Linked DNA regions of Homo sapiens: region 1 is linked to region 2. The links are chromatin loops, found by intact Hi-C in ENCODE. Cell type or tissue: HepG2. All regions are shown on one strand. Links, peaks and the distances in the headings refer to the core of each region. The heading gives the core; the rest is flanking DNA.

Evidence for each region. Peaks named below come from ENCODE experiments on the same cell type or tissue, not always from the same donor. Only the 100,000 strongest peaks of a DNase experiment are listed, where the experiment ranks them.
Region 1: a loop joins it to region 2, with 2.7 times the contacts of the local background. A loop is called at or near these places in 19 of 110 quality-filtered maps.

Annotation. Positions count from the first base shown.
Region 1 is chr21:34,902,201-34,913,231 of GRCh38, forward strand. All of the region lies in intron 2 of RUNX1 (RUNX family transcription factor 1), which reads right to left. Among named protein-coding and RNA genes, the nearest start is that of RUNX1-AS1, 71 kb to the left of the region's middle. RefSeq lists an enhancer at 6,192-6,486. In HepG2, for the core only: no CTCF peak of the experiment used is centred there; DNase peaks (open chromatin) are centred at 6,441 and 8,341.
Region 2 is chr21:35,034,674-35,045,704 of GRCh38, forward strand. All of the region lies in intron 2 of RUNX1 (RUNX family transcription factor 1), which reads right to left. It overlaps RUNX1-IT1 (RUNX1 intronic transcript 1), which reads right to left and starts at 4,753. Exons shown (of 1, transcript NR_026812.1): 1 at 3,252-4,753. RefSeq lists enhancers at 9,906-10,005, 11,006-11,031. In HepG2, for the core only: no CTCF peak of the experiment used is centred there; DNase peaks (open chromatin) are centred at 2,028, 5,088, 5,558 and 6,168; H3K4me3 peaks cover 334 bases.

The sequences.
Region 1 (11,031 bases), core at 1,542-9,541, 130 kb before region 2:
ATAGAAAGTATTTTTTCCTTAAGCAACTTTTGTGTTCAAAAATAACAGAGTGATTTTAATTGGTTCTTGAAGGGAGGAGGGTAGGGGATTAACTGCAGACCAGCTTGATAAGACGACCCTTGGTGAGCTGGTAGAGCAGTAGGTAGGTCTATGTTAGACCTTAAATGTGGACAATGGTGGGTACAGGACAGGCAAAGGAAATACCCCAAAGCTGGCTGAAACAGCAAATTTCTACATGGACAACTAATTCTTGGATACTTGGAGTAAAGACATCAATATATATTATAAAGACATAAATACATATATATTCTATATAAAGGTATACATGAGATTCACACACACAAATATATTATCTTCAAATGATAGCTAGGTAATCATTCACTCAGATTCCAAATTCAAAATTTAAGATTTAGAGTTATTGATGACTGGATTAATTCATGCAATTAACATGAACCCCAATATATTTGAGTGCAGGAGTACTCACTATCTCATAAGGTAGAGGAACCTGTAGGAAGTTTGTTACTAGCCATGTGAGCAAGTTAGTTACTTACCTTGCCCCAGCCTCAGCCTCCTCATCCACAAAACAAGAGGCTTGGACAAGGTGGGTTTTCCAGCTCCAGGAACATTTATGCAAATGCCACTTGGAATTGTGGGAAATCGGCCCGGGTCTGGTGCTTACCCATGTCAGCATATGGCTAGAGTGAACTTGGGTTTCGAGTGGGAAGGGGCCAGGAAGGAAAAAGAGGACCCAGAATCAACTAGAGATAGGACATTTTAAGGACTTTCCCATTTCACATAGGTTTTCTCTAATTTCACATAAGTATTGCCTGTTTTAAAAAGCAGATTCAAGAAGATATGATTTAAAACAAGTATACACATAAAAATAACTCTGAGATTCTGCATCTTCTAGAAAATCACAGACATGTTGCTATCGTATTCTATAATTTACATGGTGATTGAGAATAGACCCACAGTTACTCAGTGTTATCCAAAATAATTTATTATTATAATCACTAAAAATATTACAATTCAGCTCTTTGATTAATTCTGTTTACTCCATGCCCACCAAATTAGTGAAGTTTCACTATGTATATTACAAAATAATAGTTTAAAAATAATATGGATGTACAATATAGTTTAATTCCTATTCAATAAACAGATAAGCTTCATTATTATTATTACAACTGTTACTACCTCAAATTTGTGACTTTTTTACTAAAATAAAATTTTTCCTATTTATGATCCCATATAGACTATAGAGAAATTTCCCACAAACATAGCAGAATTCCTTAGAAAGGGAATATAGAAGCTTTAGCTAAATTTTGGGTGCCGAATCACCTATTTGTTTTGGGACATAGAAAGTCTACTCAAGAATCCAGAGTAAGACCTTGATCTCAGTCTTGCTTACAAGGTCTTGATCTGTGAAGGAAGTGCTGAGATATCTACATTTGTCAATTAAATAATAAATTGCCAAATATCAGCCTTAGAGTATTCTATAGGCACTCGGATAAGATGGCAAATACTTTCATATTAATCCTGTTATCTTCAAATTTGGAAAACAGACTGTTATAAGAAACAGTTGGCTAAGACTATCAATATCCTGCTTTCTTGTGGGGTCATGAAATTGCCATAGTTTACAAAAACTTTAAAATTTCATGTTGTAGTCTGAAATAAAAAATAGCTGGAAAAAGCAACAATAGAAGTAATAATCCTATTCTCTAATTACGTAATTATATTTTCTAAATTTCATGAAACTGCTAAGATCTGTATTGTAATGGTTACATATTTTCAGGTTACATTATTACTATTATACAATTGATATTCAATAAATGATACCTTTTTATGGGTAATACATTGAAATGGAATAGTAAACATTTTTTGCGGAGACTTCTCATAAAACATCATTGTCTACCTCTCAAACAATAGTTAAGTGAGATTTAAACTTTTTTATATGATTGTTTTGGACTTGCTTAGAAAAATACTACCATTTAAAACTATATTCTAAAAGGTAAGGCAAATTTTGCTAGAATTTTTGAATTAAAAAATGGTGATATTTCTGTAGAGTTATCTTTTTGAAAGGTAGAGAGAAAGAGTGGAAAGATTTTTTTAATAAAATTAAACTAAAACATCTGAAAATAGATATGACTTGATAGCTAATTTTTAATTTATATTTATACGTGCAATGAAATCTATATTCAGAGATCATCCAAAAATTATTAGAAACATACAAACAACACTTGAAAAATGTTATCACATATTTTTGCAGAGTAGGTTGTTTTGAAAACAGCCAGAGCAAAGAAACAGATGATCACCAAAATATTACCACAAATGAGCCCAAAAATAAATTATAGGTCATTTCTAGTTGAACCACTGACCAATTAGTGCACTAATCTTAAGTAACTACATAGCACACTCCCATTTTTTTCTTTCCTAGTTATCTTAACAATTCAAATGCATGTGAAGATACCCATTTTGAGGAGAATTTAAAATGTATTATTGGTTGATACAGCACTTCTAGGTAAGTTCTCAAGGGGGGCCTGCAGCAAATATTTACATAAATGTGGACTTTAAGATTGTTTCAGAAGTATTCTGTTTTAGGAGGTTCTGTAATTGTCAACTTCTCGGTTTAGGAAGAACCTCACGTTTTAGAGAAGAATATTCTAGATCAAGTCTTTTTCCTTAATGCAGAAATAGTAAAGTTTCTAAAATAGAAATCATTTTGTTTAGCCTTCTCTTTAACCAAAAACACCAAATAATGAAGTAGACTTCTAAGGAGGAAAGAAGAAAACTTTACCAAATATGCCAGTGGGGGCTCCACTTTTAGTCTGCAAACCTCTACACCTGGGAGCTGCGCTGTCAAATTGAGTCAGGTCCTGATTGAGCTGAATGATAGACACATAGTGCCCAGACACCGTGCACAGTGAACTCACTCTAGGAGACCCGCACGCCCCCTTCTCCCAATTCACCCACTGCTCTGGAGGTCATTATTTAACACCGGCAAATTGAACGACAACATGAAATGAAGTGCAAGATGTAGATATTTCTTCCCCCTCACTAATCTCGCTCACAAGAGAATTCATTCTTTTCTTTTTGCCTCAGGCATATCCAGGCTAGCAATTTTCATTTTGCTACCTAAATGATTTCCCCATCCCCCACCTTTCCCAATTAGAGTGGAAATGGATTAAGACTTCAGGTTAACCCCTCCGTTACTGGGAATGAGAAGGAAATAACGTTATTATGTGTAAGCTTTATTTTCACCGTTGTGTATGATGCTCTTTTCTGATCATGGTAAACACAGATTTAATTAATCCCACTCTCCCCAAAAGACATTCCTTTAGTGAAGATATGACACTGCCTTAAGGTAAAGAGCAAGAGAAAAACTTCTTTAGCCAGAATGTTATTCTGTTAACTTGTCATCTTTAAAGTGTTCTAGAATGCTTATGAGTAAAATTAGGAAATTTGGATACAAAGTAGGAAGTTATATGGAAGCATAAAAGCACATTGGTTCTTCAGTTACAGAGAATGGATACAACAAAAGTTAATACTTCCTTGGTTTTTACTAAGCTTGAAATATCTGGATCTAAAAAAATTAAGTGTGGGATAAATATCTAGAAAATGCTGGATCATCTGAAACTTATCACGTAGCTTTTCCCCCTACAGAACCTAAAAATAAAAACTTCTCTAGAAAAAAAGCATCCTCTCTTTACTGATCTTTAAAAATTTTAAATGTTGAAGCCCTGAGTATGTATACCTCACATAACTCCTCTATAGCAACCTATAAAACAAGAATCCTCTCTCCTGGTGGTCTGTTTATTTTGCTATGAACAAAAGGGAAGGAGCTTCAGTATTTCTGAAAATAACCTGAATTCCCCTTTGAGACAAAGTTTTGGATTTTCGAAAGTAAATGTGGTACTTTTCTATTTTTTAAACTAATATATAAGTGTACATACTATTGGCTTTGTTGGTCAAGAAAACAGTTTATCATACCAGGAAGAGACTGGGTAGCAGAACAGCAGCCTACGAATGCATTAGATTTGGGTTATGCTGGGTTTTGACAGGTTTGGGGGTTTAAGAAACTGGGTTGGTTCGTCACTAGGAATCCATTAAGTGTTGCTAGTCCGTGAGGACAGAGAAAGCTGTGGAATTCATTCCTCAAAAGCAAAAGCCTTATTTGTGCTAATAGGGTTATAACAACTGAGCAAATTTTAGTGGACAAATAGTAGAGGTCCTTAACATTTACTGAGCTATTCTGAGCTTCAGACATTGTGGCAAGGGCTTTCTGTGCATTATGTCATTTAATCCTTTTGGTAATACTATTAATTTAGGAACAATTATCCCCTAAGGCTTAAAGAAGTTAGACAACTTGCCCAAGGCCACATAGAGATGGAGCAGTGAAAGTAAGAATTTGACCCAGTCAGTGCACAGAGTAGACAATCTTTGAATTACATGCATTTAAATAAAAAAAGGCTGTTCTTCATAGTTCTCATTGAATAAGTTTCATAGACAATGACTTTCCCAAAGGACTCCTTTTGCTTCTGAAGGGCAGCCACTCTCCAGTTAAAGGGGATTTGCAAACAGGCCCACTCTGGATTGCAGTACAAGGAAAGGAACTGCTTTAGAAACACAGAACCCAGATAGATGGATAAATATTTCAATGCCTTTCCAGAATAGTACTTAAGAAGCAGAGCCCATCTCAGTTTGGGTTTGAGCCCATGGCCTTATGGTTTAAATATAAAATGCATTAAAGCTCTTTATTTAGAGAGTCACGTGCCCTTTTGTGGGAGCAGCCCCAATTCTCCCTCTGACTTTAGTGAGTGTACAATGCAAATAGGTGTTTTGATATTGTCATTAGTATTCATTATTCATGAGGACTTGATCGTGTATTCAAAGTCAGCCAGGAGGGTCATGTGCCCCCTTCAGTGAAAACCTTGACTCTAAGGACAGCACTTTCCTGGTGTACAGTCTTTGGGGGCTCTTGACAGCAAGAAAACCTAAACAGGAGAATCCCACTTAGCATCTGCCCACAGGTAAGGGGCACAGAGAAGGAGATATAGACTTCTAATTTAGCAAAAAGAAGTATGCTGCCATGTGAAAAGTTTCTAAACAGTGACTTCTAAACAATAGGTTGTGACCCATAGATTGGTTGTTAATAATAATAATAACAAAAGCAAGGTAAGAAGAAGAAATAGAACAGAATAACTGGAAAATAGAGTGCTTCATCAGTAGTAAGGGTGAATACTGCTTCCTGAAGCTCTTTTTTTGATTGATGTATCTCCCCTGAGCCCTGGCATACTATTTACTTCTTACTGTTTCTTGCTATTCAAAAAGTTTGCAAGCCTCTAGCCTAAAATGTCTTATTTTCTTAGTACTCAATTTGTTACTTGACTTGGTGTTTGGCTCCCTGTGACTCTCTGAAGTTCTCCTTTCTGTGCCTCCGCTTCCACCTTTGCCAAGTCTAAAATCATGCCATGTAAAAGTTATCAAGAAAACCAATTAAATCATAACTGCCGAAGTGCCTTGTCAAGCTAAACAGTCATGAGAGGTGAAGGATTATTATGAAATAAAACAGAGTGAAGCTGTTTTGAAGGCCATCCTTCTGTGGAATAGCATTGGGTCATTTCGTTCAGAGGCGAAAAGATTCTTAGCAAACATTGGGTCATTTTGTTTAGAGGTGAAAAGATTCTTAGCAAACATTTTGTCCAATCCATTTAGTTTATAGAGGGAAAAGGAGGCTCTGAAAAGTGAGTGGCTCTTCTAAGCTCCCGAAACAGTGGCTGATCTGGGACCCCCTGACCTGTGAATTTGTGGTCCACCCCCATGCTCTGCCACTCCTCCAAGAGCCGTTTTGCTACTTCTTTAAAAAAGGGAGGGTCTTATGAAATTGTATTTACAGAAAATTTACAACTCATGCAAAGCTAAATGGATTTCTTCCCTTTCAAAGTGGTTTCCTGATTGCAATCACATAAATTAAACTCCAGCCCCAAAAAAGTCATTCGAACAGAGTAATGATACATCTCCAAGAAGAGATACAGAGAATTCTTTGAAATTCTCAAGAAATAATGCAATGAGATGCAAAAGGGTAACTATTATTAATCTTCTTCCTGAAGTGTCAATCAGGAAGGTATTTTTAAATTGTATTGGAAAGGAAGAAGAGACAATGTTTCTTCCCATTAATGATCTGAACTGAAAGTAAGGGAGGAACTAAAAAATGTGCAAAATGTCCTCGGGGAAAAAAAGTAGTATAAAACATAGTCTTGGATGATACAGCAAGGTCGTTGCTCAATTTTATGTTGTAACACTATTTTAACTGTCACCAAGGGCTGGGATAGCAAATATTGCATCAACTCTGCAAGGTGTTTCCTGGGTTTTGTGGACAGGGGGGTCGGGGGAGGTGCAATCTCCATTCTTGTGAAGGCCAGATAAAGACTTCTGCTGCAAGCCACTATCTTTTTGTGCTGAAGCTGTAGATAACACAGTTTCACACCCTGCTGCCCAAGTCCTGCTTTCCCAATTTGTAGGTCTTTATTGCAAAAGTCTTTTGTGTTTGTTTTATCAGACACATTTTATCATCCTTCTCCAAACACCCTTTGTCAAAGTCAGCCTTTGAACTTCTTTTGCATATACATAGAATGGGACCAATGATTCAGGATATGTAACAGGCTTATCTTATAATTCTAAAGAAAGAGGAACAGAGCCATTGACCTTTCTTCTATATTTTCTTGGGGCTGGTGTGTCTGTGTGTGTGTGTCTGTGTGTGTGTATGTGTGTGCTAGGGGTAAGATGTACAATCTCATTACCTTTAGAAGATAATGCAATAGATTATCCTATACCAATAATTTATGCCTTTTAGTTTTGCACAAATTAAACCTGAATCTTAAAGTTCAACTTGTCTAGGATTGTACTAAAGGCCGCATTGCAGGTAGGGCTAATTTCGGGGTCTGATCCGTGTGGCTCCCCATGCTCCTGACAGTACACCAGGACCACTCTGTGTTCACTCCCGTGTGCAGTCCCCATGCTCCTGACAGTACACCCGACCCTAAGATTCTTGCTTCGCTTGCCTTTGATATGGTGATCTCTGGAACTGAGTATCAAACCTTGCTTGAGGAATTAAAATGCTTGCTCATATCACTTATATCTTTTAAATGTGGAAAACAGAGAGAATCCACTTGGAGCACATCAGATAGGTTTATTACTTTGTTCCTCCCTTGTCATTTTTTGCATGTCTCACATCAAACCCTCCTCTGCAACAGTGAAAATATAGGATGGGATAGATGAAGAAGGTGGTACTCCTTCCTTCTCTGGGCACAGAGGCAATTTCTCAGTGCAGCTCACATGTGGCTACAAACACAGAGTATCACTTTCTTATACAGACCAGGTCACTGTTCCTCAAAAAAAAAAAAAAAAAAAAGATGGTGTTCTATTTGATAACCTGCACTTCTCCAGAGTGACCTCTTCAGCTGAGTCTGGAAGACTGCCTTAGGCAAGTCCCCCGGGTCTCTGGCTACAGAGGGCCATCCTCCATGAGAGATGAGCTTGTTTCATTGTTGCAAAGTATAGCCAAGCTGATACATTTTAGCAAGACTAAAACTTAATCTTTAGGGTTCTGGGTCCTTTCATCAAATTTCCTCTGCTCACACCATGATCTCCATTGTCTCCTCCTCCTCCTCCTGCTCCTCCAGTTCCTCTTTCCTTTCTTCTTCTTTACCTCCTCCCTCCTTGCTTCCTTCCGCCTCTTCCTCCTCCTCCTTCTTCTTCAACTATTATCTACCAAGCTGTGCCTGGGCTGCCCCCAGTGTTTTGCAGTGTGAGGAACTTCTACAGGCCAGCTTGGCCACTGAAAGAAGCCAGTGATTAATGTAGTTTTAAACAAATCAAGATTTGCATAAATTGGCTCTGAAGTCAGCTTCTACAAACCAGCTGGAACACTCGCCATATTCCTAGTTCAGTGCTGTCTTCCCAGTGGGTTCTCAGACTTTGCAGCTCACCCTTAGCCTTCTGTTGCAGGGAAACCACATCCATGTGGCTCCCAGTCTCTGGCAAGCCAGCAAAGGGCTCCAACTTCTCTTGCTTTCTCCACCTTCTCCTCACTGGCTGGAGCACTCAGGACTCTCCCAGGTCCTATTTTTCTCCTTTTGGTAATTTCCTGATAGAAACTCCAGCAATGAAGATAATTTTCAGAACTGTTTTTTTTTTTTCTGGTACAGAATTCATTTTGGCTTCTGGGAACTAAGAAACAAATGAACTGTCTTTCTGAAGTCAAGAACTGTATAATGAAAGCTAAATGCAGAGGCAAAAGCCACTGTCGGTTGCCCTTTGTCCTCTCTGTCACCAGCCCTGGACATGAGGGTGAGACAGAAAGCCTCGCTCTTCCCCAGTGAAACCCTGCAATTGTTCTGTGCCAGATGAAGCCCTCTTCAGATGCTGGACAGGGTCCAGGTGCTGCCCTGTGAGTGGATGCCAGCCTCAGTCCTCATCCAGGCCAGGACCATGTCCAGGGCGGGCTTGCTCCTGAATCACATGCTTCCAGTCAGGACTCTGAATGCAAATGCTGGTGTTTTGTATTTTTTGTCGTTATGTTATTGTTGTTCTTTTTTTTTTTGAAACAAGGTCTCACTCTGTTGCCCAGGCTGGAGTGCAGTGGCTCACCGCAGGCTCCAGCTCCTGGGTTCAAGGGCTCCTCCCACCTCAACCTCCCAAGTAGCTAGGACTACAGACACACGCCACCACACCCCACTAATTTTTAAACATTTTTAGACATGAGGTCTCCTTATTTGCCCCAGCTGGCTGTGAACTTCTGGCTTCAAGGTGATCCTCCTGCCTCAGCCTTCCAATTAGCTCATACTGATGTTTTATTTAAATATCGCATAATATTTCAGTAAAAGGCCTGCAAAGAGGGCACAGAAAGCATTTTTTGGAGTTCACTGGGGGCAGGACGAGCTATCCCATTAGGTGGGAAGGGGTCTCTTCCTGATATGCATCATACAGCTGCTTCTAGTGGTGGTACAGGACCCAGGAGAAGAAGAGTAGGTGCTTAACAAATATTTGCTGAATAAAGGTTGATGAAAATCAATGTCGACAATACATTTATTGGGATCAGGTAAGGAACAAAGGTGATATTAACAACAGCTGCCACCTGCGTCTATTACCAGACATCTCATAGATAGCAACCCTGGGAGGGAGATCTTACATACATGAGGACAGAGGAATGGGAGATCCACCAAGGTGCCTGACAGCTGCATTTGAACCCATACTCAGATAGAGGAACCCTCTGCAGTCTGCTCAGGGTTGGAGTTTGTGGCTGGGAGAAAAGAGGAACAGCCTCTGCAGCCAACCCTCCTGGGCAGCGAATGTCTCCTCCCCACACTGCAGTGAACCCCTGGCCATCCTTCCAGCTCTGCCCTTGCCCCACTCCAGTAAAGCAGCCAGAGAGTGATACACATTAGATTGTGTCTCTCCTCCACCCAAACTCCTTGACGGCTTTCCAGGGCACTCAGAATTCCAGGCCCTGGAGGAAACCAGCCCAGCCCATCACCTAGACCTGGGAGCACCTGTCTCCCTCGGCTTGCTCTGCCATAGCCTCTGTCTGTCTCACAGACGCGCCAAGCTTTTTCTGCCTCAGGACCTTTTCAGGGGCTTTCCTTCTGCCTGGACCACTTTCCTGTCTCTAAACTCCCCCAGTTTTCCCCATGGCTGCTCAACCGTCATCTACTAAAGTAATGGGTAAAGTAACCCCGCTCCCTACCCCTGAACCATCACAACTATCATGTCACATGCACGGGTTTCTTTTCACCATTGCATTTGTCTTATTTGATTTCTGTGTTTATGTATTTGTTGTCCATCCTCCAAGTGACAGAGGGAGTGGATGGAGTGAAGGATAAGTTTTGTCCTGTTCACTGCCCAGCATCAAGAAAAGTGCTTGGAACTGAGTAGATAGTCAACAGACACTTCTTAAGAATGAATGAATCAATCGATGACAATGAACTGTAGCTGCCACCTCCTCCAGCCTACGTACCCTGAGGCATCCTAGATCTCAGAGCAAGGAGATGATGACTGCCAGGCATTGAGTGGTGAAAAAATATTTTCCTTTGCTACTTACTCTTCTATCACTGGGTGGCAGTAAGGCTAGAAGCCTGGGAAATCTCCATCACCCGTCCTCTCTGTTTTGCGATACTCTTGGGTGCCCTGAGGGCTTTAGAGGTTGCTGCGGTCAACAACCTAAGCAACCACTTCTGAGTTTCTGGCATAGTGGCAACCACAACTGGCCAGTAGGTCGAGGAGGCCTCTGCTTAACATATTGCACCGATGTTTTGGTTATGCAAATATATGGTTTTTCTCATTCCGATGGAAAACATTTCTGGCCAAGTCAAAACTACAGAAACACAGCAAGGAAGACTCATCTATATAGTCCCCTCAGTCCCATTGCCCCAGCCTGGGTCCCTCTTTTTACACCCTCAGAAGACTGTTCCCATTGCCTTCCTAGTCTTTGAGATGCAGGCATTTGGAAAGCACACATCTGATGCATACCTGAAACTCCGGATCAGTCACGTAATTGTTTCCAGATATACAGGACATGTGTGATGACAGATAGGATATGAACAGATGAGTAGTGATTGGATCTGAGCTCAACATTCCAAACCGATGCAAACTAGGGTGTGGGGAGAAGCCCCTGGCCTTTCACTTGGGGTGGGGCTGGGGGGCCTTCACCTGGTCTAGTTTAATCTAGAAGCAGGCATAGAAATGGCAGGAGAGGCCAGGCGTGATGGCTCACGCCTGTAATCCCAGCACTTTGGGAGGCTGAGGCAGGTGGATCACTTGAGGTCAGGAGTTTAAAACCAGCCTGGTCAACATAGTGAAACCCTGACTCTACTAAAAATACAAAAAATTAGCTGGGGGTGGTGGTGGGCACCTGTAATCCCAGCTACTTGGGAGGGTGAAGCAGGAAGAATTGCTTGAACCCGGGAGATGGAGGTTGCAGTAAGCCAAGATCGTGCTACTCCACTTTAGCCTGGGCAGCAGAGGGATACTCCATCT
Region 2 (11,031 bases), core at 1,035-9,034:
TACAGCACAGAGGGCAGTCCCCTCAACAGAGAATGATTCGGTTGCAAATGTCAACTGTGGCGAGGTCGGGAAACCCTGTCTGGTGTGAGCAGAGGGCAGATCCTCAGCCTCCATGATGCCTTTCACCTTGACCATGGGAGCTGAGTAATCCCAGCCACTAGCTCTCTCATTTTACCCGAGAGATGTACAGGAGGAAGATCAGGGTACAATGGCACATCAGCCAGGGCTGAGACCCCTACTCAGCCTGAGTCTGTTCCTGTTATACTCCCCACCTCATCCCAAGCATCAGCCGTTTGCTGCCAGGAGTGAACAGATCCAGTGTACAAGGATGCATTAGTGACCACGCGCACTCACTGGGATAACCCACTTGGGGTTCACTTGTTAGATTTGGTTTGGGTAGTGTGTAAGGAAGAAAATGGGAAAGTCCAGTCAAATAGTGTCCAATTTAAAATCAAATCAGGGTGGAAAGGAAAAGTCCATGATGATAGCGACCATGTATCGGGCAGCATATTCTATGTATTTCTGATTCAGTGCTCGCAACAGCTGCATGGGTAATCATCATCGTCACACTGTACAGATGAGGAAAAGGGAGAAACAGAAAGGGTGAGTAGCCTGTTCAAGGTGACTCAGCGGGAAAGGACAGAGCTGGCATTTGAACACAGGCTCTCAGACCCCACAGGCTGCACCTGTAAAACTCTCCTCCCCACACCCTGTCACATCACAGAGAGGCCAGATGGGAGTGGGAAAGCCGAAGAGAATCTGGACTCCAACCGAGTTCTGCCTCCTAGAAGCCGTGTGGCCTGGGCTGCTTTTGTAACCTGGTTTTTGCTTCATTTTATTTTTTATTTTTAGCCAGTGGGAATTAGTAGCTGTGCCTATATCGTGAGGTTTTGATTAAAAGAGACAATGGAGGCAGTGTGCCTCACACCATTGCAAGTGAATGTTATTTGTTCTCATTATTCATAAGCCACAATGAAACGGCATCATCTCATAACTTTAGTGGGTCAGCCAGAATTGTTCACGACAACAGTGCGGAGGACACGGGACAGCACTAAGGGTTCCTCCCTCTCCCTCTCGTTTGACGCGGACTCCAGATTCAGAACCCATGTGGGGCACAGGTGGGGGCTGTCCAGGCTCACTGCAGGTCTCTCTCTGCTTTCTGCTCCTTCAGGTCACGTGGTTGTGATTGAAAAGAGGAATAGAGAGATGTGATGTGGCTGTTTAAAACAACTCCAACTGCTTCCATGTAAATGATGTGTTTGATCCTAAACTGAGAGGGTTAAGGGTTGGAACTCTGGGCCTCCCCAGAGGCTGCTGTGGGTCTGGGGGCCAGGACTCCTCAGGAAGAACCCAAGTTGGGTCTGAAGGTGACAGTGGAGGCCATTATCCCTGAGGGAAGACAGAAGAGGGAGCAGGGAGCAGGTGGGCCACCGAGCCCTGGCGTGTGTGCAGAAAGTGCTAAATAAGCCGGAAGAAGCACAGCAAATCACAAGGATGCCCAGAATATAATCTCTAGTTTATAGCATGAAATTTTTACTTTCCTGTTAATTGTACATTCTGTATAAGAAAAGCAGGTTCCTTTCCTAAGGAGCTTTATGATTTTATTATATTATTATTGTTTATTGTGGAGAATAATTAGCTTGCACATCTTTTAATTTGTCCCATTAAGATGTTTGCAGAGCAGCCGTGAGAGGCTGGCCAGCCCCCTGCATTTCCATTGATCAGGGCACTCACATGGCTGGCTGTGAGCAGGCTTTGCGGGGAGAAAGTCATTTATGATTGCATCCTTCAGCATGCCGAACCCCTCCAGAAAGGGAAGGAACTTTCTGTGACTCTGAAGTAGTCTGTTGTAGAATAACCAGAGGAGAAATGCCTTTTATACAATAAAGGTGAAGGGGGAAAAGAAGGGGAAAAAAACCCCAACTTCTTGACAAAAGGAATTATCATGATGTCAGAGGACTGGTGACATGGACTTTGTGAAATGACAAATGCCTCTGCAGAAAGGCCATTCTCAAAGGCCAACCAGTAGGCGTGTGCATCTCAACTCTTGTTATGCCACTGACACTTAGTGGTATGAGGTCCTGTTTACATGAGTGACTGAGGCCACTGCTTGCTATCACAGCTGAAACAACTGCTTCTGGCTACGATTTTTATTTTAGCCTCAGGAATAAGTGGATGAGAAGTGTTTGGGGCAAGCTTCACGGAAAACCCTGGCTAGGGTCAGTCAGGGTTGGGGTGGTCCACCCCTGAAGGAGGGACTCAGGTGGCAGGCCCCTGATTGCTGGGTACATCACTCTGTGGTTTCTTCTGTACATGTGTTCCATGGCCTGGACTGGGACAGGGCAAGAGATATACCTGGGACACAAAATTCAAGGTGGTGCGCTCTCAAGCCCATGTAAATGCAAGGTCAGCCTTGTACAACAATGGGAGCAAGTGTCGCCTTAAGTTTGTCACAGGAAGTGCCTCATTTATGTCACCCTGATATCACCTTCGATGGATTCTCAGATTGATAAATGAAAACAACTGGTCGGTCAGGAAGAAGGCATAGCAGTGGTTTCTCCCCACCCCAGCATGTCACCATCGTCTTGGGAACAAGTTTGAGCACCCCTGGCTTAAAGGCGTGTTTCTTGTGGGCTGTCTGGGAACTGCCTGAACATCTCTCTCAGTTCTGATGGGAGAAACACGTGGGCAGGAGAGGTCTGGATACCAGTGGTGGGGCCATAAAGCCACCAAATGCATCCAGAGTCAGAAAAGCAGTCCAGGATGGTGGCCAGTGCCCCAGCTTGGTGCCACCCCACAGCGTCGCCTCCTGTCCATGGGGCCTTGGCAAGCCTTTCGCTCTGTAAGGCTAAACTCCCTCATGTGCCAAACAGATATTCTCAACACCGACCTGTCCCCTCCACGGGCAGACAGACAGTGGGCTCTGCTGCAGGAACTGCCTCTGTTTGGACCGCACCTCCACCTTTCCCAGCAGCCTAACCACAAGCAGGTCACGTAACCTTGGCAGGCCATGCTTCCCCTTCACTCAGTGGGATTAATAATGAGAGCACCTACTCACAGGGTTGTGCCAAAATTTTAATACAGTAAGGCAAGAAAATGCTTGGAACGGTGCAAGTGCCTTGCGCATAGCATATGCTCAATAAATGCTAGCTGTTATTACTATCGGTTTTAAAGTTCATAAACTCAGCCTTCTGCCAAAGAGCACCAAGATCACTTCTGCACTGCTACATGATGAGAGAGGCAGACATTTCTTTTTTTTTTTTTATCTTCATACATGCCCAGTTCCTGGAACAGCTTCGGGGCCACGTTCTTGAGGTTGGCGGAGATGGCTTTCCTGTCCCTAGCCTCCCTTTGGTGGCATTTTCAGAGTTACCTTGTACTTATTGACTTCCTCTGCGTGTCCATTGCTTTATACATATTGTCTCAAATCCTCTTGACAACCATACAAAGTAGGGCTCATTCCCCTTGTTTACAGATGAGAAACTTGGGGCTCCGTGAGGTTCGATAAATGGCTCAAGTTCACACAGGTGGTGGATGATGGTGACAGGGAGAAACCAATACCTCGATTCTAAAGCCCACAGGCTTCCTGCTCCCCGATCCCACCCCTGAGCTTGGGCCTATCTTCCTCCTGGCCTCCCTATCAAAGGCAACTCGTAGAAGAAGCCCCTGGTGATAAAGAAAACACGATTCCTCCTGGAGCTGAGTGGAGTTTACACTTCAACATGGACTGAAGCCTCCAGGGAAAGAAATAAAGGTCTGTAGAGAGAAGCTACGTCCTGGTGAGCAGAGACATGACAGCAGCAGTTTCTGCTACACCTAGAGAAAGCTTCCTTGAATTCAGTACATCCTGGGGAGAAGTCCCAATGGATTCCCTAAGCATGGGAATTTTGAATGCTGGCCTCTCTCTCTCTCTCTCTCTCTCTCTCTCTCTCTCTCTCTCTGTGTGTGTGTGTGTGTGTGTGTGTGTGTGTGTGAGATAGAGAGAGAGAGAGAGAGAGACCTTTATTTCTCCTGAGAGGCCACTTCTGAGCTTTGAATCAGGAGTGATGTGAGCATATATATCCCTAATGGGAATTATAGTTTGGGTTCCAATTTTTATACAAAGATCTCCCACTTCCCAGGGCTCCTTCCAGAGCTGAAGCCTGGCAGCCTTGGCCGAGGCCATCTCTGAACCCTCTGCATGGATGTGCACATTGGCTGTTGTGGTGGTTCAAATTTTGCCCTAGACCCTCATCAAAACCAACCTGGTTAATTGTAACATTGCCTAAGGAGCCAGGTGGGCAGGCACATGGTGGGTGCTTAACCAAGGTGGTGCTGGATTTTGGGGAAGAGAGAACATCCAAATGACAGCAGGGGCCGGTTACTCCTATGGCAACTGCATTTCTAACACAGCCTAAGGACGTTCTTAAGGACTCAGGGATTCATATACATTGCCCTGCCTAATGAGTTCACAAGGTGAAGGGATTTAACCTGCAAAGGATTGTGGTATCTGAGCAATGCAAAGGGGAATTGAGGAGGATTAGGAGAAGTGTCTGCTAGTTATGTGCATGCTTGAATGGAATCCACCTCATAAATTCAGTGTCTGCAAAACTGTGGGTGACAGGAGCTGAGAAGACCTGGTTTCTCGTTCGGACTCTGGCACCAACCAGCTATGGAACCCTGGGCAAGTGAACCTCTCTGGTGCCCTAAGGTAGAGAAATGTCTAAAAATCACTCCAGCCAAATATTCGGCTCTTCCTTTCTAGCAGTTTAAAAATATTTATAATTATAGATTTTAAAAAATAAAGTTATATAATTTTTAGATGCCAACTGAAACTATACAGAACTATATATATACATAACTCTATATAACTCTATGACACAGCACATAAAACTTACAAAGCATCATATAGAACAATGTCTCATAGTTCATATGTCTCAGGGTTCACTTATTTTTTAAACAGATTTATTCACATCTGTAATACAATTATTTCTTTGTTTTGAATACAACCTGGAGGGAAGCATATGGGAGACACAGCCTTTATTTAAAAAAATGAAGTAATGATATGGAATGATTGACAGTTGGATAGAATTTTCATTGTCGGCACTTCTACTTCTTTATATGACCCTGCACCTTTCACAGTGCTAATATTTGTTTAAGGTTGCTTAACGTTGTTCCTCTCCTCTAGAACTTTGGAAGTAAAAGCCATTCTCATCTTTAGAAACAGTAGATTCAATAATAATAAATAATAATAAACTAGAAGCCTGAGTTTCTGTTCCTACCTGTCAGTCAATGCCTAAATAATTTCATTTTCACCCATTCACCCATTCATTACATGAAAGGGGCTGGGATAAGAGAGAACACTCCTGAAGGGGAGGACTACTTTTTCTCCTCCTTTTAGTTCCTACCCACTCTTGCATGGGTTTTATACACATATGTGGTTTCAGATTTTATGAATTCTATACTTTCAAAGTGGGTGAATGTCAAGTTCAGCTGTGACTGTTACCGAGCTGGATGAAGCTGCCCAGATGCAGCCTGCAGATGGTGTGGAATGAGGGGCTCAGTGCACAGAGTTCAAAGTGCAAACAGAAGCTGTGTAAGAAAGTGCAGCAAACTGTGGTTGGTGTTAAAACTGCTCCTGAAAAAAATGGCACTCAAACCAATGTATCTTAGTTGACCTAAACTCTCTTTTGCACATTCTGGGGCAGTAATAAGAAACAAACATTGATAGCTATACATATTATAAAATTTTGCACAGTAAAAGGGGAAGTGCTTCTCTCTTGAGCAATGAGTGCCACTCTGACATTTTTTGTCTCCCTTAAAAAACTCACCTAGGATGGGCCGGGTGCAGTGGCTCATACCTGTAATCCCAGCATTTTGGGAGGCTGAGGCGGGCAGATCACGAGGTCGGGAGATCGAAACCATCCTGGCCAACATGGTGAAAACCTGTCTCTACTAAAAATACAAAAATTAGCCGGGCGTGGTGGCACACACCTGTAATCCCAGCTACTCAGGAGGCTGAGGCAGGAGAATGGCTGAACGTGGGAGGCGGAGATTGCAGTGAGCTGAGATGGGGCCACTGCACTCCAGCCTGGTGACAGAGCTAGTAGACTCCATCCAAAAAAAAAAAAAAAAAAAAAAACCAACAACAAAAACTCACCCACAATGGAATGTGACTATGGAATACCCTGCGGTGTGTTCAGAGCTCTGACTTCTGTTTGCTCTTTTTAACATAACCCCCATCTGGCAAGCTGACTGCTGCAAGATTTTCTGGGTCTTTCTTTAGGATCTACTAACAATGAAAAACATATATATGAAAACCTACACATTTTCAGAAGCACATGAGAGCTGATCAAGACCCACGTACCTCCCAAGGAGAGGAGATGACAGAGGCTGCTCTGTGGTGTTGCTCTCAGGCTATATTTGATTTATTGCTCAAATCTTATTATTTCATTCTCCATTCGAGACTAGCAAAGTTTCTTTTGAGAAGTCACAGTCTCTACGGAGGGTATTCTAACGCCCAGAAGTAAAAGTTGGATGTTGGCAAAGAAAGCAAAGTAGAATCTTTGCAAAATGTTGGAGCTGCATAGTTCTCTCTCCCAATGGACATGTTTCAAGACTGAATACGTTGAGTATTTGATTTAGAATCAATTTAACATGAACTTCGCATTTATGCAAAGCAGCATCAGTCCTGAGATCAGCAGAGCGATTGAGCAAGCCCAACTAGCAAACTGAGATTTCTATTTGTGATGACCTTTCCCATTTGAGGCCCCAAAAATGTCTTGGGGAACTCATTGTTTAAAAAGAAGTCCATCAAAAAATGGACACATATGGACCATGGCATGGGAGGGCAGTGCTGCATACAAAATCAACAATTCTCTAAATGAACACCGATCTTGCAGAAAAACAAAATGAAAGCAAAACAAAAAGAAATTTCTAATTTCAAGAGAAAAACTGAATAACAACTTTCTTTTCATTCATCCTTTCTTTCTTCTTTTTCTTTCTTTCTTTTTTTTTTTTTTTTTAACGAAGCAATGACTTTCTCAGGGAGAAAGATTTGCATCCATGCTGAGGAAATAGACAGGGCCAGTAATCACACAGCAACAATCATCTGTAACTTGCAGAAATTCAATGTATGAATAAGTGTTTAAAGCCTAGATAGAGGGCAATTATCTGGTTATCTGTTTTTCATATTTCTATCAGAGATAAAAACCTCTTTAGGGAAATTTATGAAGGGCCATTTGAAAGAAGGTTTCCCTCTTTTGTAGAAAAGAATTCTCTTAAAAATTAAAACAAATTTGGGAGGCTGGGGGATTTTTGAGAGTTTAAAAGAGTGAGGAAGATGGGGGGCGGGAAGCAACTATTTCCAGCTGCGAGAAACCGATCAACCTCACAGCAAGGTGTGGTGGCTCTGATGCAAGCAACATTCCCATAGATACAGGGCTGTCTGGTTTTCTATTGCTCATTCTAACTTGAGGAGACGCTCAAGTGTGATTTGGGGCTTTGACACTGAAAATAGGTGTGAACTTGGATCCATTTAACCTAGCCCCTTCCCCCACCTCATCCCTTCTCCTGTCCAGTTTGCTTTCAATGGGTCAACAATAAATATTCACCCTTGGCATCCATCTGCAACTTCCAAGAGGGAATGAAGGAAGAACATAAAGTTTCTCTGCATTTGTTTCCAAAGCCCAGCTGGCACAGAAAACAAATGATACAAGATATGACTGGGAAGGCACACAGCCTGTCTTTGTCACCAGGTCTGGCAGATGTGGCTCTGGGTTCACGAGACATCTGCTCCCAGCTACCTTCCTCTCTGCTTCCCTCCACTCTCCAGGCTGGAAAGTGACAACTCCATTGTCCTCAGTTCCCTCCAGCCAGAGGCCTGTGACCTAGTTGTGGCCTAAGCAATATGTCAGCGAAAGTTTGCAGAGAAGGGCTTCCCTTCCTGAATAAAAATACCAGGACCCACAAGAAGGGGTTGAGGCCTCCCATGTCCTTTCTGCCTGGACAGATCAGAGGTGCAGGCCATCTCTCCCTGGCCTCAGCATGGTGGGACCAAAACATAGGAGTGTCCTGCACCCCACCGTATCAGCCTGGACTGCTCACTCTGGAACTCCTGCCCGTCTGCTCAAGCCACTGTGGTCAGCTTTTCTCTACGTGCAGCCAAACATAATTTTCATGGGTAAACCTGAGCAAGGGCCTTACTCTTTCTGTCACTGCAATAAAATACATAATTTCCGTCATGTTTCGGATTTAGTGTTTATTCCTCCACCTTGGCTCCTTTCTGGCATCATTACTCAGTGTTATTGCAAGATGAGGGAGGGAGAGAAAGAGAGAGATTCAGAGAGCCAAGAGAGTATAACACGTGTCTCCCCAACAAAGAGTGAAGCCTGCGCAAGTGAGAGCAGTGTGTCTGAGCTTATCCTCCCAGCATGTTGAAGGTGACAGGAGGTTTTGAGCCCTGTTTTGTGTTCAAGAGCCAGCCTGTGTTCTCGTAAAGTACTCCCTGATTGTGTTCACGGTCAGCAAAGATCTCAAAGGAAATGCTCCCTTTTTACCACTCCAGGACATCCTAGTTATTATATTTTATGAGAGGGAAGAGGTCAAGAAAGACATACCTCTTTGCCTTGGCTGGAGGCTCAGCAAAAAGGCTAAAGAAGGGGACTGGTGGCATCTGATGGGGAGGAGCAGGGGAGGCCGAGAAACAAGAGTTGTGGGAAAAGTGCTTTGAACATTTTAATATCTGTTCAGGCACCAGTGTAGCTTCTGAAGATTTCTTGAAAAATGGGAGTTGGAGAAAGCAATTACGAAAATGAGGGAAAATATCTTGCATTTGTGAAATGATGGGAGAACTATTTTCTAAACAGAAAATAAAATATTTTTAAGTGGCTTTGTGTTATTAAGCTAAGAAGATTTGTGATGTGTTTTATGGTACCTCTTTCTGATGCATGTAAAGACTTCCAACAGGAACTTGGTAATTTAGATGCAAGCTTGTCTAGAATATTATTAGCCCATTTTGCAGAACTCAAATGAGACACAAAGACATCTATTGACTCATCTAGGTCACTAGGAAGTTACCTGAGAAACTGAAAATTTGCTTGAGTTTCCTGTGTGGGCCTCCTCTGCTGCCTCCAACAAGACAAGCCATCAAAGCTACCTTCATGTCTGGGCTTTGACAAAGTACATGATTACAAATGTTCCCAAGGAGCAGGGAAAATGGGAGTCTCTCAGAGGCCCAGAGAACCTGCTCAAAGGTATACAGGCAAAATGGCCTTTTCCTTAAGAAGAGCCTTGGAGAAAATAAAGCTACACCAGCAGTCTCAATGAAAAGAGACATCTCTGTTGTCCTTGTGTGTTCAGATCAAAGACTTAGCATGACATCCTGCCCCAACTAGCCTCCATATTTAAAATCAAAACTTGTTAAGTTGAATTTCATAAAGGGCTCTCGTTCTTTTTCCACAAGGGAAGGAAGGCTGACCTGCTGGTGAAAAGCCCTTAGGGTGGACTGAGTTACCCACTGCTGTCCATGCCCATGTGGGATCCTGCAGCTCTAACTTTGCCCAGGCTGTACTCTCGGCCTAGACCACTCTTCCTTCTTTCCTTTGTTCCCAACTTCCCCTCCCCCAACTCCTGTGTCCCTCTCTCCAGGGAGCCTCCTGTAATGTCCTCCAGGGCATTGTGACCTCTCCCTCCCTAGAGCAGACAGCGGTTGACTGGCTGCCTTCTTAGATAACTGAACATTGATAGCCACCATTCAGATTTATTGCTTACTTTATATGGCTGGGCAAAGCACCTTACACAGATTAATTCGGTCCACACAGCTACCTTAATAACAGGTACTATTGCAATCCTTACTCTGCAGATGAGGAAACTAAGGCTCAAGAGAGAAGTTCTATATGCTATTTGATGAAAGCCAGAAAAAAGAAAAGAAAGAAAAGGCCATCACTGTGTCATCTGAGCACATTCCCTGCACAGACCTCCTGCCATTGCTTTCTCTAATAGCAGGTGCTCTTATGCCTCCAGACTCTTCTCTCTAGGCCTTGGGCTCCTTATTAAAGTCTGTGTGTGCACAGCGGCTGTGCAGCCGTCCTCTGTCCCAGCATCTCACCAGGCTTGATTTCTCAGTAAAGGGCTACATATTTTCTGAGCACATCTTTCGGATCTATTTTGAGAGAATGTAGGAACGTCTCAGCTACTCATTTGCTTTCAAAAGCTCAGAAAGGCTTCTTGCCATTCAGAATCGGGTCAGTTGCTGTTTCCAAAGGTGCTTCTGCTACTGGTTGCTCCATGCCCCTGTACTCGGTGTGTGAGCAGCTGTGGGGCCTCCTACAGCCCCCTAAACCCCACTAATAAAGTCAGTCTGAAGTACAAAGACAATCCTCCCCAAGAAAGCAGAGCCAAGAGGAGGTTTCTTTGGGGCGGCTGCCATTTGCTCTTTTAACACTTAAACATTTCAAAATTACTCGTCATTTTCTACAGTTTCTTAGCGTGCAAAAAGTCTAAATGGCAAAGGCATGATTGTGAGTTTAGATAGTTTTATCACACCTTTTTTTTTTATAGTTTCAAAATGTGTGGGCAGTTTCAGATGTGAAACTCCATCTCACAAAGGAGGAACTACAGTCTGATTCTTTAACATCCAAGAGAGCAGCCAGGATGCCCCATCCCACAGTTTCCTTGTGGGCCAGGGTGGGTCAGATTTGCTAAGACCCACTGTTAGGGACTGCAGTATGTCTCCCTAGAATTAATACATTGAAGTCCTAACCCCAAGGTGCTCATAATTTGACACTATTTGGACATAGGGTTTTAAAATGACGTCATTAGGCTAGCCCCAATACAATGCAATTGGTATCCTTATAAGAAGAGATTAGGATACAGACACACACAGAGGGATAACCATGTGATGAAACAGGGAGAAGGGAGCTGTCTGCAAAACCAAGGAGAGAGGCCTCACCAGAAATCAGCCTTGCCGACACCTTGATCTCACACCTCCAGTCTCCCTCCAGAACTGTGTGAAAATAAATTTCTGTGGCTTAAGCCTGAAGTCTTAAGATC